Linked DNA regions of Homo sapiens: region 2 is linked to region 1. A link is a contact called in ENCODE POLR2A ChIA-PET data. All regions are on one chromosome and are shown on one strand. The core of a region is the stretch at or near the end of the contact, and the rest is flanking DNA. Distances in the headings are between cores, read along the strand shown.

Region 1 (5,944 bases), core at 1,875-4,374:
CATACATATGCCCTGCCCTACACAGAGCAGAGGAGATTAGAAAAAGCATGCACACAGAGATCTCACCAGAGAGCAAAGCAACCCAAACAGTCTCAATGCACGCACGGTGAGTGGACAGCACCACCCTGGATGTGAAGAGGCATAAAGAACAACCCAGGGCTGCCCTCAGGATCCTGACATCTATTACGGAAGTTCAAAGGTGCATATGGTCTGTGAAGGCAATTCAGACATGGACTAGAGGTTCTACTGGAGAAATGAAAAGGATTACTCACTTTCCTCCTGATTAAAGAAAGAAAAAGGTTTATGCAGACAAACAGCCATGTGTCAATTTTAGTCTTAAAGACTTAAACCAAGAATGGCTAAAAGGTACCTGGGACAGTTTGCAGTTTGCACTGCCCTACCCCATGGTGATGGCAGATGGCATCTGCAACACCTGAGCCTCCGAAGCCTTCTCAACACAGCACTCCACGCAGTCTCTGCTACGGATGAGAACGGGCATGGAAAATGCACCCTACATCTGGCCCTGATCTCCAGAAACATTCCATGTGCACGTTTCATTACGAGCAGCACAAATATTTCCTTATACTGCTATTACTACCACCGCCACTTTGATGACGATGACAAGGACCGCTACCACTGCTACTGGCAATAACTCCTTACTACAAATAATTTAATTTCTTGGAAATTTGAATACCATCCCGAACTGATTAGAAGTTAGAAGACAAACTGTGCTTCTGGAAAACAAAGTGCATCGAATCAGAGTCATGGTCCCGGGCTGCACGTGCACGGAGCCATGGATGAATGGAGCCATGGATGAACACCCAGGACAGCAGGGCCCCTGAGTGGTCTAATGCACTCCTGCAGTTTCCTTTCTGAGACACTCACTCGCCAGGTGCTAAGCCATCCGGTAGTACAAGCTGAAGGAGGCACTCCTGGTTTTGATCTCTGACGAAAAGAATGAGCTCAAGCAAAGGTGCCCAGGACACTCAGGAACCCCACGGGGCAGGGTCCCCAATGGTTCTCTTCCTCCCAAATGGGACTTTTTAACTCATGTTACATCTAACATGTCAGAGAGATCTTTTCTACAGATGTTAATGTTTCATTTAAGGAAATGCCAAGTTACTGGAACTAGTGACCAGATGGAGGTAAGATACAGATATGCACAGAGAAGGTGAAGGGTCATGCCCAGAATCAATCCCCTGATAAGCAGGAATCAGGGTACCTACCAGTCCCCCAGGGACACAGTGGGTCTTTCTACAGACAAGCAGTCAGTTCAACTGCCTGGACCTTCCTGGAACTAAGGAGAGGGAAGAGAGCTGTCAGCATGCGCTCCCTGCAAATCACAGGCAGAGGCTGCCCTGCTAAACATAGGTAGTGCATGTGGGTGACAGAGGTGACAGTTAACGTGGGACAGCTTGGATGTGTTTCATTTCCACCAAATGTCCTCTACGAAAGCCTTCTCTGTTCCAACTTAGAGGCTGTAACAGAGATTGCATGCTGTTGCTATCAACAAGAGTGTGTTCCCTGATGAGGGAGTAGATTTCAATGGTGCCTGTGACACCTTTACCAGTTGCAAAAATCTGGATGAAAGGCACAGCAGTGGTCAAAACGGCACTTCTGGAAATGACCACATAGAACAGACCACACCTTATTTCACTCCCAAGTTCCCAAGTGCCAATTACCATTTAAAGAAGAGGATGAAGTGATGTTGAACAAATCCTCTGATTCATCACATTTAAAAAAACTACTCAAATGGTCCCCTATAGAAGTTGATTGTTAATCAGGACAATCGAATGATGAACCACTGCAAATATTGTATCAGCAAGCTAAAAATGGCCTTGTTTCAATGGAAGACTCACACAGTACATACTATATATAAAGTATTGCATTTCATGCCCCATTTCCTGTAACATATTAGTGGGCTCAGTCATCAAGTAACAATTGTCTCCTTGCCTGGTTCAGATATTGTGGTGGTAAGAGGAGGGGTGTCTGCAGTGGGAGAACAGCCCTTGGAGGCTGACGGCCGTACACAGGGAGAGATTTGGTACTATTTGTTTTATGGGCCCCATCAACAATATTAAATAATTGCACATCTCCGTTTTGGCAAATAATGCAGTCTTGGTAAATATTTATTTTTATACATGCTAATTGAACCATCATTTGGCATGTTGTTCTTCCTTTAATTATTTAAGATTACTCAAAAAAGAACGGCTGAATAGCAGAATCTTCCTGCAATTATTTGATTAATTTACTTCACTATTAAAATGTCAGAAACATTTATTACAAAAAAACAGAATCTGTACTACTGCCACTTCTCTGTAAAGCAAAACATTGTACTGTCTTTAATTGTGAGCTGTTTGGAATCTCAGTCAGTTGCTGTATTTTTGAGAAATTCCACAAATGAGAATAAGATTCACAAGGACAATACTGGATTTGTTAGACTCCTGTTAACACTATCCTAGATACCATTAATAAAATACGTATCTGTGATGTGAGACTGGAAGGTATGGGGAGACAGTGGTGACTAGAAAGCTGCGCAGTTAGAAAAAGGTAATCCTCATATTCAATCCATAAGCCATCTCCTTGAGGCAAAAAAAAAAGGTAATTATAATTATGGTTTCAAGTTAGAACAGTTAAAGGAAATACCGAACGCACTTACGTAATGACTTCCAGCAGAGCTCAGCATTATTATCTTCCTTTTTGCCTTGAGTGCTAGGATGCTCAGAGATAAAGTTATATTTTTTATTTCTCAGTGTATGTTTTCTGGTATGCCCTTTCCTTTGTTGCTTGACAACTATCTTTTCACTGTTTTAATGAGTATTTGTGTTTCTTTCAGTGTAAGATACAAGTTAAAAGGAGGAGGAGGAGGAGAAGAAGAAAACAAACTGAGATGAAGGTTTAGCCCCTAAACTTAGCATTACTGAGGACAGAAGAAAGCAATTATGAGACTGGGCTGGGAGGGGAAGGTAACCCATGGGGATGGTGATCCCAGCCTAGTTCCTTTACAAGAGACATTCGCAGTGGCCATACAACCTCTGCTTGCTGGTGGAAGGCGCTGCGCACAGCCAAGAACTGAGTTGTCCTAGAATCAGAGCTGTTTGTTGCCTCTTGCTGGCGAAAGAGGAGCAGCTCCAGGGCGGAGGCATTTCAGAGCCTTTTGAACTGTACACAGTGCTGTGAAGGGCAGGCAACGGCTTTTCAGACAATAGTTCAGAACTTATTCAGCAAAGCTCGATTTTTTCCTTCAAAGGTTGAAATTTGTTCTACAGATAAAAGTAATGCCTTCGGGAAAATAACTCTAAGGCCTTCCGGACAAATGCGAGTCTCTCTGAGCATTGAGTTACTATTGTGTTAAGGTATAGTCAGCTATGGAAATACAGTTAGAAAAGGGAAGCAGGAACTTTAAAAAAAAAAAAAACTGCTCAGAAAAAATAAGAAACTAGAAGGCCTCATACCAATTAGTCGTTCCTATCTGAAAGCTGCAGATCCAAAATAGTGTGTCGTTTTTAGAGGTAATATGCTCCCATTTTGAAAGGGGATGGAACAAAAGGCGGGGGGGGGGGGGGAGGTTGTGGGGGGAGAGTTGCAGATTTCAGGATGGGGGTTCTCACCGGGCCAGTAATGGCCATTTCCCCACAACAACAGTGAATGGTTCTCTGGCCTTAGCAAACAATTCCTTCCATTTAACTTCTCTGACAACTTCTTATGGGTGGAGAGGGAGTTAACAAAAGAAACAATATGTATTAAAAAAAAAATGCAAGGTGCCCAGAGTACGGCTAATGGAATTTGATGCTGGCTTTAATTTTAATGAAGAAAGTTGCCAGTAGCAACAAAACTGTCAGCAGCCGCCGAGCACCATTAATAAAGATCGAGACAACATTAGTGCCCGGCACCAGTACAAAGGGTTCCCCTTGCTTCATGCTGTGCTAAATTGGCTGCCCAATTTTTCTTAAGTGTCCATTCTATTTAGAAGACAATTTATTAATTTTTGCCATTCATTGTCAGTTGACAGGCCATCATTTTGTAGCCAGAATTTTAGATGAAAACTAATTGAAAAGACTGGCAGTATTTATGAGGGGTATTATTTGTCAATTACAGTGGCAAATACTCCTTGCTACCACCAACTTTGATGCCCCTGATCTCTGGGTGTGAGCACTGTTACTGCTGGCATTAAAATATGAGTAAGCCTCTCCCTGCTCATCAATTTCACAGGCATGTAGAGAAACCACCTTTCATGTTCTAGGGACCTTTCATGGTAGACGGATACATTATAACTTTTGACAAAGAGGAAGTACACATCAATTAATAATCACAGACAATCATGCATACAAAATATAATTCATTGTGAACTAGTTCATATTTTTTTTTATCATCTCTCAGTAACAGTTATTAGTTAAAAGGTCTGTTTCCTAAATTCTGTATGGTTTTAAAACATTTTCCCCCTAACCTACTGCATCTTAAACTCAAACATGTACAAACAGGATATATACGTTCTGCCCATCAATTTGCCAACTTGAAAGCTCAATGTCTTATCTTAAATAAAACAGGCTGACATTTTTATAAGTAAAAATGTTTTTAATCAGTAAGCAGCCCTTAGAAACTGTGCAACTAAAAAGTTTGATAAATATACTTCTCTAAAAATGTTATGTTCATGTTCTATAGCATTATTCTTACATTTTTTAACTAACGCTACCAAAACCGTTGATAAAATGCATCTTAGCAATGAATACTAATCTGCTTACTAACTAAAGAAAAATTTACTGAATTACGATTTTATACGCCCAACTTAACTTCCTTTATGTGGTAATGTTGATGATGGAATTCATTAAAGATTGCTATATAGTCTGGATTATGTTCAATTTGAATTTATACAAAGTTAGAGATTTTAGCAATTAAGATACACATTCTCCCGAAGTGGTGATACTAAATTAAATGCTGTACCGTCATGGTGTATCTCATAAACTCTCCAGTCCTGTACCAGAAAAATGAAAATCCCCCAAGATCACCCAGGAAGCAGCCCTGGGTATAAGCCTCACACTCCCAACATGGGCAGACAGTGTGGCAAAAAACATGGCACAGGGCGATAGGCCTGCTTCTGCAGGCTCTGGTTCTTCCAGCGCTTTTACTGGAAAACTCTTTATACCCAGTCAATTCCCAAATGACGACTGTACTACATTCTTGCAAATCAGTTACATAAGAATGCTTATTATTAGCTGCTTCCAGTCTTTCCTCATCACTAGTTGACTTTGAATTTGCTGCTATACAAAAGCTAGTTGGCAAACCGAGGAGGTGCTCTTCTGTGTCATTTCTGTTATGGTGTATATGTGGAGAAACAGACAATGTATACATGTGACATGCAATGCATCCATGTTCTTGGTGTATCCACTTCTGCAGGTTCTGTTTAAAAAGGAACAGCTGCAATCAGGGTGGGAAGCTGCTCAACGGACATGCACACACACTGTGAGCAACGGGAGGGTCGGGGTCAGGACCCTGCAAGGCAGGAACCTGTGTCTGAGGTCTCCTTGGGGACGCTCGTCAAAGGATCTACGACAGCGGCCCCCAACCTTTTTGGCACCAGGGACCAGTTTCCTGGAAGACAATTTTTCCACGGATAGGGAGGAGGGATGGTTTTCAGGGTGAAACTGTTCCACCTTAGATCATCGGGCACTAGATTCTCATAAGGAGTGTGCGTCCTAGATCCCTTGCATGTGCCGTTCTCAATAGGGTTCGCACTTCTGTGAGAATCTAATGCCTCCGCTGATCTGACGGGAGGCAGCGCTCAGGCAGTAATGCTCACTCACTCGCCGCTCACCTCTTGCTGTGTGGCCCGGTTCCTAACAGGCCACAGACTGGTACCAGGCTGCCATCTGGGAGTGGATGACTCCTGCTCTAAAGTGTAGCATCTCAGGCTCACCACCTGCGTCTCCATGGAGATCACTTACAC
Region 2 (5,944 bases), core at 1,915-4,414, 110 kb before region 1:
CAAGACCAGCCTGGGCAAAAGAGTGAAACTCCATTTCTACAAAAATACAAAAAATTAGCCAGGTGTCGTGGTGCCTGCCTGTGGTCCCAGCTACTTGGGAGGCTGAGGTGGGAAGATCACTTGAACCTGGGAGTTCGAGGCTGCAGTGAGCCGTGACTGCACCACTACACCCCAGCCTGGGTGACAGAGCGAGGACCTGTCTCAAAAAATACAATAAATAAATAAATAAATAAATAAATAAATAAATAAATAAATAAAATAAAACATATATAACTAGCTTTAGTTTCAAGAACAGATTTTTTTTTTTTTTGAGACGGAGTCTCACTCTGTCGCCCAGGCTGGAGCGCAGTGGCGCCATCCCGGCTCACTGCAAGCTCCACCTCCTGGGTTCACGCCATTCTCCTGCCTCAGCCTCCCAAGTAGCTGGGACCTGCCACCATGCCCAGCTAATTTTTGTATTTTTAGTAGAGACGGGGTTTCATTGTGTTAGCCAGGATGGTCTCGATCTCCTGACCTCGTGATCCGCCCGCCTCAGCCTCCCAAAGTGCTGGGATAACAGGCGTGAGCCACTGTGCCCGGCCAGAACAGAATGTTTAATTTGGGTGTTTTACACAATGTACTTTCAAGGAATTAACAGTAAATAAAACTATCAAAAATATCATATATCACTGAATCTACAATGATATGTTCTGACTTCAGATATGTTACAATTTGGGGGGAAAATGTGGCTTTGAAAAAATGAAATATAGACTTTTTCACAAAAGTGACTCATTTGTAGTCTGATAAGTAACTTTTCCTAGGGAAAAATGATACATTTTCTTTTTATAAATAACTTATGACTTATTTGCTATTGGAAAGATGTCATAGCCGCTGACGTAGAGACCAGACTCTCCTAATTAGAGAGTGAGGTGGCTCCCTTGGAACCTCTGCCTTGGACTTCCAAACACACGTCACCCGCTTACACATCCATGTTTGAGACACCTGTGATTTCCTAATATTGGAGTTTCCATGGTGCCTGAAATCTTTCTGCTGGTGTTACCACCTCAGCAGTAAGACCCTTTAAGGAAAGGGGCCCCCATTTGCTGCTTGGACAGAGCCCGTGTCTCAGCCTGGGTATCCACTATTGCCTCGCACACACATACCATCCCACTCACTCAGCAAGTGGACCTGAAACATCAGGCGTCCAACGTGGTCACGGTCACTTGTCAAACTTCCTTCAAACTCACCGGTGCTGAATGGAACACTGGGTGGTGCCAGCTGCTCCATCAAATGTGCAGAAACGCTACTGATTTATTCACTCATTTACACAGCGGTCAACACGTGGGTGGGATAATGAACGTGTATCTAAGTGGCAACGGTCAGTTCCCACCAGGTTGTGCATAAGAAAAAACCACAGACCTCGGTTGGAAACACACAACAAATGCAAGAAGACGCGTGCCTGTGAAAGTGAGAACAAGGCCTGTCCTTAAAGGGAATCTGGCGCCCGCCCCTGTGTGTGCACCTTAGGGGCGTGGAGGGTACAGGCTGCCCACCCTGGGGGAGGCTAACCTTCTTCCCAATCAGGGAGGGGTGGCTGCACGTGCTTGGCAGGGTGATTTTTGCCCAACGGTTGTCTGAAGGAGTCTTACCAACACAGAGCGCCTGCGGCTGATACTGTTTTCAGTGGGAAGGTCAGTGGCATCTGTGGCTGCTCTGACCCATAACCATTATTTTCCACCATCGCTGACTTAATGGGATTATCCTCACTCCCCACAACATGAGAAAAATCGTCTTTTTTTTTTTTTTTTTTTTTTAAAGACAGAGTCTCACTCTGTCGCCCGCCCAGGCTGGAGTGCAGTGGCATGGTCTCGGTTCACTGCAACCTCCACCTCCTGGGTTCAATCAATGCTCCTGCCTCAGCCTCTCAGGTAGCTGGGATTACAGGCATGTGCCACCACATCCAGCTAATTTTTGTATTTTTAGTAGAGACAGAGTTTCATCATGTTGGCCAGGCTGGTCTCAAACTCCTGACGTCAGGTGATCTTCCTGCCTTGGCCTCCCAAAGTGCTGGGATTACAGGCGTGAGCCACCGTGCCCGACGAAAAATCAGTTTTTATTGGCTAAATATGTTAGCAGGAAGCTTACAGGAGGCAAAACAGGAAGAAACGTGGTGAAGGAGAAAGGCTTCTAACCCTTCTGCGGAGGCTGGCGGGCTACTCAGAGCTCCGAACTTCAGCTTCCTGATGATGAAAGAAATGATGCTCCCTGCCTCCGGTGTTATGGAAACACACAGCACACCCCACACTCTGCCCCTTCCCTGCTAACACACGCACCGTGGGTTTGCGTGCTCCGCTCTGGATATGTGGACGGGATGGGCCACTCCCTCTAATGTAGCCACTGTCTGACAGCTCGCAGGTTTGAACCCTCGATCAAGTAGAGTATCTGGAAAAAGCATGGCAGCCATAGAGAAAGAGAAAGGATGGAAGCCATAAATGTTGCCCCTGGGCATGAGACCCTCACTGAAGACACGCTTTTACCATGTCGGTCTCACAGGTAACCACACTCTCTCACCATTGTCGGTCTCACAGGTAATAATTCATGTTCTAACAACAAGGTTCTCAAACTTTAATTTTTCCTTTTAAGTATTCCTTTGTTACAACTGCATTAATTTTACCTCTCATAATGTGGGGGGTGTGTGTGTATGTGTGTGTGTACGCATGCGCTTACCTATCTCTACTTGCATCTATGAATTAAAAAAAAAAAGGGAATTCATTTGAAGGAGCCACTTCAGGAAGCTGACATCCAGCCATCAGTGGCAATAAAAACTAAGGAAGCACTCAGGTGAAAGGAGACTCACAATGAGCTGTGACAACTGGAATATTAATAGAGCCCACATACCAGAAAGAGCTGATGGACATTAACAGAAGAAGTGTTTATCATAACACGTTGCTAAAAGCTGAAATCAAGGCAGGTGTCTGGTTAGTTAAGAGTAACCAATATCAGAGATGATTCCTAAACTAGAAGTGGGCACTGTCCCCAGCAGAGTCACGCAGCATGGCCCACCTTGGCTGGAGAGGACACTCGCCCAGGCTGCCAGGGTGGGGCGAGACCTCAGAACTGGATCAGGCTGGTGGCTGGGAGACCAGCACTCCTACCCGCTACCAGCGACGGCGGCCAAGAGTGATGACAGCAGATTTGGTTGCGTAATATGAGAATCAGACAGTGATGAAAAGGTCCCAAGGGCCCTCTCGTGCCACCTTGCAAACAGAAAGCACATACGGTGACCAGCATTACTGTGCATTTGTTGTGCTAAGGGTGTCTAATTTCACGCATTTGAAAAATAACAGAGAATTTTCCGCAGTGGAGACTCTCTCCCGGGGCACCGCGGAACCCTTACCTTCAGCAGTGCCGGACAGGCCGTCGGCTTTGAAGTTGCTAGTGCTTTTCTTCCTTCGGTGCTTCTTTCTGTTGGCGTGAGGGGAGGGGGGCGGGTCGAGCTTGGGGCTGGTGGTGCTGGAGATACTGGGGCTGGAGCATACGGAGTCACCCAGCCCTGTGTCTGCCATTGGACCGGAAAAGGCAAAAAAAAAAAAAAAAATGCAGAGTGAGCACTTACAAAGCAGAATGCGCAGAAACAGCACAGCCACGCTCCTCTCATACCACACAGGCCCTGCAAATAACATCCCATTACTGTATTGCTGAGTTGGAGGCCTAGAGCCTCTGGTATGAGATGGGCTCAGTCCCCCTTGCTCTACTGTGCCTCCCGCTATTAAAACACAAGCATTTCTTTTTCTATCAGCAGCATGCTATGGATGCATTCTCCTTCTCTCCTCTGCATGACTGGAGCTCTGCAAAAGGAAAGGGGTGAGTTTATGCTTTTTAGTTATCTTTCTCTTCTTAAAATTACCTTGATATATTAGAAATGAAAACGATGCATTTAAGAATACATTTGGAAATATCATCTTAAGTGGGTTTGACTCCTGTGGGTGCACAGGATAAGGGATTCCTGATCCTTTCTTCCGGCCTCAATATTACAGATGACTATAACTTCATCTTGTTTTATTATCAGTGAAAAATTCTATGCCATTTTTTTCTCTCTCTCACCAATGTCCAGTGACAGTGTTTGGAAGTCGATATAGTAGGCCTGCCAATTTTTGATTCATTGAAGCTACTTAGAACAGTTTCAAAACCAGTGCACACGTGATTATTCACTATAAGTGAAACTCTCAATGTATTATGTCCATTTGTATCTTTATCAAAGAGAAGGCCAAAGCGGTACTACATGACCAGAACGCGCATATAATTCAAGCCGGGTGGAAAAAAGCCCACTGAAAACGTGCAGGAAAAACAGGTGGTGCATGCCTACGGCGTCTTGAAAAGTTTTTATTTCACGATTCAGCATCTTTAAGTCCAAAGTCAGAGTTCTGTACAGCACACCGCACTCATTCAGCTGGTATTTTTTGAGCACTGACTGTGAGCCAGCGGCTTTTCAAGATGCTTGGCAGCCATCATTGATCGAGGAGAAACAGATAAACATTCCTGCCCCAATGGGGACTCTGTAAAGTGGAGTGGCAGTGACATGGCAGCCGGGCCAGAACCTGGAGTCCATCAGAAGCTGGTAAGAGTTATGGGAAAGACCGAATAGGAACGCGGGGCATCAAGGCTGGGAGGCTGGGGAGAGGCGGCAGTGATGGGGGGTGTCATTTAAAATAGGGTAGCTGGGGTAGGTCTCGCTGAGCACGGGACACTGAATCAAGACTTGAAAATGGCAGAGGAGTGAGAAGGTAATGAGAGCAGAGAAACAGTCAGAGCCTGGCTCCAAGGAGGGAGCCTGGTGTGTTCCAGAAACGGAGAGGGGGCCCGAGTGGCGGTGGCCGGTGTGGGTGGGAGAGGCCTGCGGAAGGTGGCACTGGAGAGGAGGGGGCTTGCGGGCCACCGTGAGGACCCTCGCCTGTGCTTTGGGGGGAATGGGGAGCCATGCAGGGTTCTGAGCAGAACAGTGACATGATTTCAAATACAAAGATAATGGAAATCAAAATGAATTGAAAATATTTTTATTTTGTGAAGTTCTAGGAAATTTTATCATATGTTGAGAAATGTACAAACACACAATTTAAGGTATCTGAGAAATACATACGGTCCCAAGAACACCCTGATGTACGTTCCTGGCCGCCCTAAGGCAGAGACCCCTCGCCCCTCTCTGCACAGTCGGAAGCGTCACCCTTCATTGCATGCACCCTTTACACATGGAAGAAGAGGGCTGTGGGGAGCTCCTCCTGCGAAGAGGGTGAAGGGCCACCCCAGGGCTCCTGCAGGGCAGCCCAGGCAGCACTGGACACCATGAGACACCTGAGACTGTGTCAACCATGTGCACTCCTTGTGGGTGGTCACTCACTCACAAAAGGCGGAAGTTCCCTTCACCACTTTAAGGAGTTGCGAGAAATGTGGCAATTCGGTGTCTCAGCAACTTTCCCTCTACCAGGCAGGAGGTGCTTCCTATGGACGCACATCCTTAGATGCAGAGGCACACGGACAGGTCACTGTCCCCTGGTGGTAGGTGAGAGGTAACATCAATGGCAGAAATCTGGCTGTCAGCTTCCTGGGGTGCCTCTGTTGTGACTCCACCATCACGGCTCCTCTACTGGCCTTCTCGCCCTCTCCTCCATCCTTAGAGGAACAGGCTCCCCTCTCTCCATCCCCAGAGGAACAGGCCCCCCTCTTCTCCATCCCCAGAGGAACAGGCCCCCCTCTCCTCCATCCCCAGAGGAACGGACTCCCCTCTCTCCATCCCTAGAGAAATGGGCTCCCCTCTCCTCCATCCTTAGAGGAACAGACTCCCCTCTCCTCCATCCCCAGAGGAACGAGCTCCCCTCTCCTCCATCCCCAGAGGAAAGGGCTCCCCTCTCCTCCATCCCCAGAGGAACGGGCTCCCCTCTCCTCCATCCCCAGAGGAACGGGCTCCCCT

Evidence for each region. ChIA-PET counts read pairs that join two places held with the same protein, here RNA polymerase II (POLR2A).
Region 2: POLR2A ChIA-PET joins it to region 1 with 17 read pairs in Panc1. The contact joins two enhancer-like sites. POLR2A ChIA-PET finds 5 or more read pairs at or near these places in 4 of 52 experiments (A673, Panc1, T-cell and 1 more).

Annotation. Positions count from the first base shown.
Region 1 is chr2:235,857,016-235,862,959 of GRCh38, reverse strand. All of the region lies in intron 9 of AGAP1 (ArfGAP with GTPase domain, ankyrin repeat and PH domain 1), which reads right to left. Among named protein-coding and RNA genes, the nearest start is that of GBX2-AS1, 310 kb to the left of the region's middle. Within about 2 kb of position 3,124, at least 5 of the 41 ENCODE cell types and tissues checked have a DNase peak (open chromatin) inside an H3K27ac peak, as active enhancers do.
Region 2 is chr2:235,966,056-235,971,999 of GRCh38, reverse strand. AGAP1 (ArfGAP with GTPase domain, ankyrin repeat and PH domain 1) reads right to left here. Exons shown (of 18, transcript NM_001037131.3): 13 at 3,377-3,538. Among named protein-coding and RNA genes, the nearest start is that of GBX2-AS1, 200 kb to the left of the region's middle. Within about 2 kb of position 3,164, at least 2 of the 41 ENCODE cell types and tissues checked have a DNase peak (open chromatin) inside an H3K27ac peak, as active enhancers do.